Regions from separate parts of the Mus musculus genome. Here region 1 is linked to region 2. The links are chromatin contacts, found by Hi-C or POLR2A ChIA-PET in ENCODE. All regions are on one chromosome and are shown on one strand. The core of a region is the stretch at or near the end of the contact, and the rest is flanking DNA. Distances in the headings are between cores, read along the strand shown. Region 1 holds the start of Amt (aminomethyltransferase). Region 2 holds the start of Rbm6 (RNA binding motif protein 6).

What was found. A loop is a pair of places that touch in the nucleus more often than their neighbours do. ChIA-PET counts read pairs that join two places held with the same protein, here RNA polymerase II (POLR2A).
Region 1: a map of heart shows a loop between it and region 2 (2.4-fold over the local background). The contact joins the promoter of Amt here to the promoter of Rbm6 in region 2. A Hi-C loop is called at or near these places in 1 of 37 maps with a recorded cell type or tissue (heart). POLR2A ChIA-PET finds 5 or more read pairs at or near these places in 1 of 5 experiments (embryonic stem cell).

The regions. Positions count from the first base shown.
Region 1 is chr9:108,295,391-108,298,560 of GRCm38, reverse strand. Amt (aminomethyltransferase) reads right to left here and starts at 1,656. Exons shown (of 9, transcript NM_001013814.2): 1 at 1,536-1,656; 2 at 1,266-1,433; 3 at 769-849. The coding sequence starts at 1,625. It overlaps Nicn1 (nicolin 1), which reads right to left. Exons shown (of 6, transcript NM_025449.4): 6 at 2,063-3,170.
Region 2 is chr9:107,871,409-107,874,574 of GRCm38, reverse strand. Rbm6 (RNA binding motif protein 6) reads left to right here and starts at 1,756. Exons shown (of 21, transcript NM_011251.3): 1 at 1,756-1,926.

The DNA of each region.
Region 1 (3,170 bases), core at 407-2,906, 420 kb before region 2:
CTCAGCTCCCTCACTACTCAGTTCTTAGAAACTCATTTCATACTCTGAGACCTAGGAACTACTGCTTCACTCCACCCAGGTAACTCCACCCATATGCAAACCTCCAGGCTTAAAAGCTTCAAAAACCATCTTCATGATCTCGCAGGCTCCCACTATGTTCTTCAGCAATGTGTTAAAACAAACAAACAAACAAACATTGTTAGCCTTTGCCACTGGAGGGACAAAACCTGAGACTGATAGATCACACTTAGGGATCTTAGTAAAACCAAGGTTATGGCTTAGCAGGTCCAGAGCAGTGCCTTAGCATATTCCTAGAAGATGGAGAGGCTCCTGGTTTAAGGACCACACTTTAATTAGCAAAGATATGGGAAGCATGAGAGGTCAGGGTATATAAATGGTGGTCTCTGGCCTCCCAACCCAATGGAGTAAGGCTGGGATATTGCTCCAAAGCTGAATATCTGGAAATGACTCAAAAGACTCCATCAAGATAGCAAGCCCTGAAAAGCTGTATCTGACCTGTCTTTGTGCTTCTTACACTGTTTGTTTGTTTTTGTTTTTGTTTTTCAAGACAGGGTTTCTTTGTGTAGCCCTGGCTCACTCTGTAGACCAGGCTGGCCTCAAACTCAGAAATCCGCCTGCCTCTGCCTCCCAAGTGCTGGGATTAAAGGCGTGCGCCGTTGGCTGCTGATTACACTTGAGGCAAGGGTGTAAGCTGTTTACTGGCTCGTGACTGAAAACACACTTTGAGAAGAAGTAAAGTAGGCTCACCTGGTTAGGCCTTAGTTCCGCAATGTCTCCAACCACTACACTCTCCAGCAGCTTCACTCGGTCACAGCCAAATATCTTGGTCTAGGGAAAATAGGGAAAGCCCCAGGCCACTGCAATATCTGTAATCTAAAAGGCTGCAAGGCAAGCATCCTCCAGTCCAGCCCAGAAGTGACTACTGGTCTTTTGGTTCTGGAGAGGGCAGAGGTCCTACCTTCTCAATTCCAGGATCCCTCCCAGCCTCCGTGCAACCAAGCAACATCTAAAAATTCAAGGCGATCTAACACCTTACTGAGATACCAAACCAATTTCTATCTAGCAAGCCCCGGGGCATTAAAACACACCACAGGAGCAGGCAGGAGAGATCAAAGATACATCATCATCAGATCTCCTGAGTTAGCCCTCTAGAGTCCCTAACACTTTAGTCTTCTAAGATAGCCTCAAAGCTGCAGAGCTCAGTTCTGTAGACGTGGAAGAAGGCCCGATCCTCCCTGACTCACCTGTAGCATGTGGGACACATCAAAGAGAGAGCAATGCCGGCGTGTGTGCAGGTGTGAATCAACATGACTGTCACGGTATTGTACAGGCAGACTCCACCCTGCAAACGCCACCATTTTTCCTCCATGAGCTAGGTGGAAGTCATAGAGTGGAGTCCTGCGGAGCACATCCTGTAGACAGCCAGACTTAGTGCCACCAGGGCCCCAGTCACCATCAGTTTCCTTCCCCCACCCTCCAAGACCAATAACAAATTCCAGCATCCTTTATCCCACCTGTACAGAACTGAGTGGGCGACTCTGGACCAAGGGTTGTGCCTGCAGGCGAAAACCCAGAGGGGCTACCACACTGACTATCCGATGCATTGTCACCCGCAACTGGTGCGGCCGGCACACTGAAGTCACACTGAAGCCACTACTCTGCCAGGCACGCTGGGAGATGTAGTCCAAACCCAGCCTGGACAGGTCTTTCTAGTCCACAGGGGGCGGGAAGCCCATAGGGCAGGCTGGGATTTAAATTGAGGCTGACTCCCGAAGGCCTCAGGCTCTTCCTCAAGCTAATCAAAACAAGTTCAGAGCAGAATAGGCTGCCTAGAACCAGAATTGGGGGTTAGAACTCCCAGCCTCCAGAAGGTCAAAGTTCTCCAAATGTTTGAAAAGCCTGAATTACAGATTCAGGTCAAATAGCAGTGGGAGGCGGAGCAATCACTGGAGAGTGAAGCCCTCCAGGCCAGCACTGTACCCTGGCTGGCCCAGCCTTTTATCTTAGCTCTCCCTCTAGGCACAAGCAGCTGACACAGTCACATATTCCACAAGTATTTATTGATCTTGCCGTACACTAGCTCCAGCTCTAGGAACTTAGGAACACAGCTGTGAATTATGCATAGCCCCTGCCACTTCAGGATCCTCTTTGCCCAAGTGTACTGAGGACCATTGTTCCCTGAACACTGGACTATGGTAATTACCCTGTCAGTGGGGCTTAACTATGATCCTGTAGGTGAAGACAGGACCTTCAAGAGGGCTGACTGCAGAGATGCAAGGTAGCTACCAAAGGTGGCCAGACTTTCCCAGAAAACTGTTGCATATACTCGTGTCCAATTTTCCAGATCTGAGACACCTTGCAGCACGGCTTAATAATACTGCCCGGGGACGAAGCCAGGAAGGACTAGAGGGAAACAATCTGATCACAGGAAAGAGCAGTAGTCTTCCTCATTTAGTGGTTGCTCTGGGGTAATGGAGGGCCTCAGCCTCAATGAGTGTCAGTGAGACGTTGGCTTGGACGCACTCCCCCAGGGCTCTCTCAGCACCCTGAGCATGACGGGCAGAAGCAACTGAGAGAAGGGACAGGGATCGTTGGATGTACTTCATGCTGAATCTGATGACAAATAGTCCGAAGGGAGGACTCGTGCTCTGGCCCCAGCTGTGCCAACAGCACCTACCCAGAACTGACACAGAACACTTTTCAGGAGCAATTGTAGGGACTTAAGCACTCAAGCTCCCAGAAGTCTCATCTTCGCCTCCCAGGCTGGAAGCAGACAATTTCAAAGAGAGCTATTTTCTTTCTCTCCTTCCTTCCTCCTCTTTCTTCCTTTTTTCTTTCTTTTCTTTCTTCCTTCCTTTCTTAGTATGGAGTTTCACTATGTAGCCCTGATTGGCCTTGGGATTCAGTGTGTAGACCTGGCTGATCTTGAACTCACAGAATGCTAAGATGAAAGGTGTGTGCCATGCCTGGCTCTAGGACATTTTCTTTTCATGGATACAATACAAAAGGACAAGGGCTACTAGCAGAAGCAGAGGAATGAATAGAGGGTATGTCTTCCTCAAGCTTCCCAGGTCATGAGTGTCAAAACAACAGTGGCTTCCTTGCTACAAGTGACAGGTTTATCTCAGCAATGGGGGGAAATGGTAGCA
Region 2 (3,166 bases), core at 507-3,006:
CACATTCTTCACAAAGATACCACAAAAACAGTCTCTAGGCCACATACTGAAATTCTCCACTGAAACTTCTTGGGCCAGGTCTGCATCATTCAAATCACTCTCAGTAACAAAGTCTTCCATATTCCTACTGGATAGCCCATTAAGCCCCATTTAAAGCATTCCACTGCTTTCCAAATCTAAAGTCCCCAAACCCACATTCTTCCAAACAAAATCATGGTCAGGTCTGTCACTGCAATACCCCAGTCTCTGGTACCAACTTCTGTCTTAGGTTTTTACTGTTGTGAACAGACACCATGACCAAAGCAAGTCTTAGAAATTACAACATTTAATTGGGGCTGGTTTACAGGTTTAGAGGTTCAGTTCATTATCCTCAAGGCAGGAACATGGCATCCAGGAAGACATGACTTAGGAGGAGCTGAGAGTTCTACATCTTTACCTGAAAGCTGCTAGCAGAATACTGACTTCCAGGCAGCTAGGATAAGAATCTTATTGCCTACACCCACAGTGACACACCTACTCCAACAGGGTCACAACTTCTAATAGTGCCACTCCCTGAGCTGAGCATATGCAAACCATCACACAGGGGTTCCTTTTTGTAGCCCAGACTGTACTAGAACTCACTCTGTAGAACAGGCTTGCCTTGAACTCAAAGGTACATCTGTTTCTGCCTCTGGAGTGGAGGGATTAAAGTATTGCACCATCACTTCCTGTCTCCATGCCCAGCTTTTTCCAGTGGGCATTTATGGCAGCAGCATTTATTGATATTTTATTTGTCACATATGTACAGTCCCCTCAGAGGCTAGAAAAGAGCATTGGATCTCTTTGAACTGAAGGAACAGAGGATTGTGAACCGCCACGTAGTTTTTGGGAATTGAACCTCTGGAGAGCAACCAGTGTTTTTAACTGATGAACTGTTTCTCCAAGTGTCTTTCTTTGACCTTGAAGAATCGAATTAGGCTACAATATCATATATCGCCAGGGCATACACACAAGGCACCAGGTGGCTGGGATAAGCAAACCCCTCACAATATAGACAATCTACCTGAGAACTTGGGAGTCAGGTAGATCATTAGCTGGAAGATTCTGGAAGAGGTTGCGTATCAACAGTTACTTTGCTTTCTTTCCGTTAGAATTACGATGTGCAGTTTTTGTGGCGAGTCACGCGTGTCTACATTTATTGCCTAGAGCTAGCGGGACCTGTAGAAACAAGTTTTATTATTTTTTTTTAATGGGTTGAGCTACTGAACCTTTTTACACGGATGATTTCCGCCTGGAGTGTTTGACCAGAAGTCTGTCGGAAGGTAAAAAAGGACGAGTCTTTGGGTCCTAATACTTCAACTCAAGCAGTACTTTTGCATTTATTCTCTGGACTTAGGTAGAAGGGGTCTTATTTATGTAGCCGAAAAGCCAGCAGCCCTTTGCCGTAACGGAATAAGACCGGAAAGATCTCCTCCCATTTTCTGCACCCGAACTGACAATCTCTCTCTTTCCCAAGGGGCAAGGCAGGACCGTCCCCCAGCACCTGGCAGGGTGTGTCACTAGGCTGTCTAAGCCACCCGGACCCCTTGCACACTTGCGAGGAAAACACCAGAGAAGCAGTGACAGCACTGAAGCCAAACCATAACTCCCGGCAGGCCCTGCGGAGAAGCGTGCCTTCTAATTGGGCAGTGGCTAACAGCGTGCCTTTCCATTGGGCAGCAGCTCCACCAGCCGTCAAAGCCGCTGCGCGCAGGGCACGGCGGGAGAGGAGGCCGCGGGATTTGCGGCCGTACTTCATCTCCCGGCGGGCCCAGCGCTGAAGGCGGTGGCGCGACGCCTTTGTGGAAGCCGGAGCCCACCGGGAGGAAGTTCCGGTCTCCGGGACGCTGGGTCCGTGGCGGCCTCTGAGGAGGAGGAGAAGCGGGCCGCGGCGGCTACGCTGCTTTGGTAAGGGCCCAGGCTAGGAGAGAGGGCGTGCCCGAGCTTCTGGGACGGGGTCAGCGGGCCTGGCGGCTCTGGAAATCGCGGGCCCGCGCGGCCTAGCAGCCGTGGCTTCGAAGACACGGGGCGGCCGCGGCCTCGCTCGCTTGCGAAAACAGTCGTGTGTCGCGGGAGGCGCCGCTCGCGGCAGGAACGCCCCGGAACGGTCGCGGGCCCGGGGCGGGGCCCGAGGCGGCTGTAGAATTACCGGTCCCAGCGCGGAGCGGCCAGCTGTGGGGCGAGGGACCCGCGCGTGGCAGCGGTTCTGGCGCTCAGCTCTGTGGTGCTGCAGGAGAGATTTCTTTCTCTTTCCCCTTGTGTTTGTGATCTTGTCCTGAGAGACATCACTAGATACGGAACTCTTGTGCCCTGCAAGTAACCTTGGCCGCCCACCCAGACACCCAACCAGGAAGGTGCGAGAGTTCAGAACCTGGCCCACGGGCCCGTAGAACCGGGAGGTGGGCGAGGGTGACTGGTGGGTTCTGTACCGGTTGGGCGAATGTAGGAGGAGAGTGATGTTCCCACATATTCGTGCTTTAGATTCCTTTTGGCGTTGTTAATAATGTGCTTTTCTTTTAACTTTATAATTGACGTTGAGCTAATGAATTCAAGTGTGGGGTTGCGTTTCTTAATTAAAAACAAAAGGCCTTATTTGTAGAGCACATATACTTGAGGTAGTTTGTATATTTTCTCCTCCCCCTCACCCCCACCCTAGGCATTCTTATTAATTTCAGACTAATTGGATATAAGTTAAGGAGTAGGTTTTTTTTTTTTTCTTTTTTATCCGCTTGATCACCCAGGTCATTTTCTGAACTCTGGATTGTGCCTTAGGATTGTTAGTTTTCAACTTCCTGTTGACTAAATATGTCACAGTTAACATTACTAAGCTTGTGAGAATCAAAGGGGAAAGTGTCAACAGCTAATGACAATGTGGAAAGTAACTTAGCACTAAAATACTAACTTGAGGAAACATAGTGGTTGAATCTACTGCCAGGCTTAGTGGAGTTTAATCCTGAAGTTTAGGAGGATGAGGCAGGAGGATGTCAGGTTTGAAGCGCCCTAAGCTGCATTGAGACCCTAAAAACTTTGAGTCTGAATTTTATTTAGCTCCTTAACTAGTAGTACACTTATATAAATGCTTATCTGCTTATAAAATCTATAGGATTATCTATAGTGTATGTGGTCTATAAGGCAGGTTAGGTAGGAC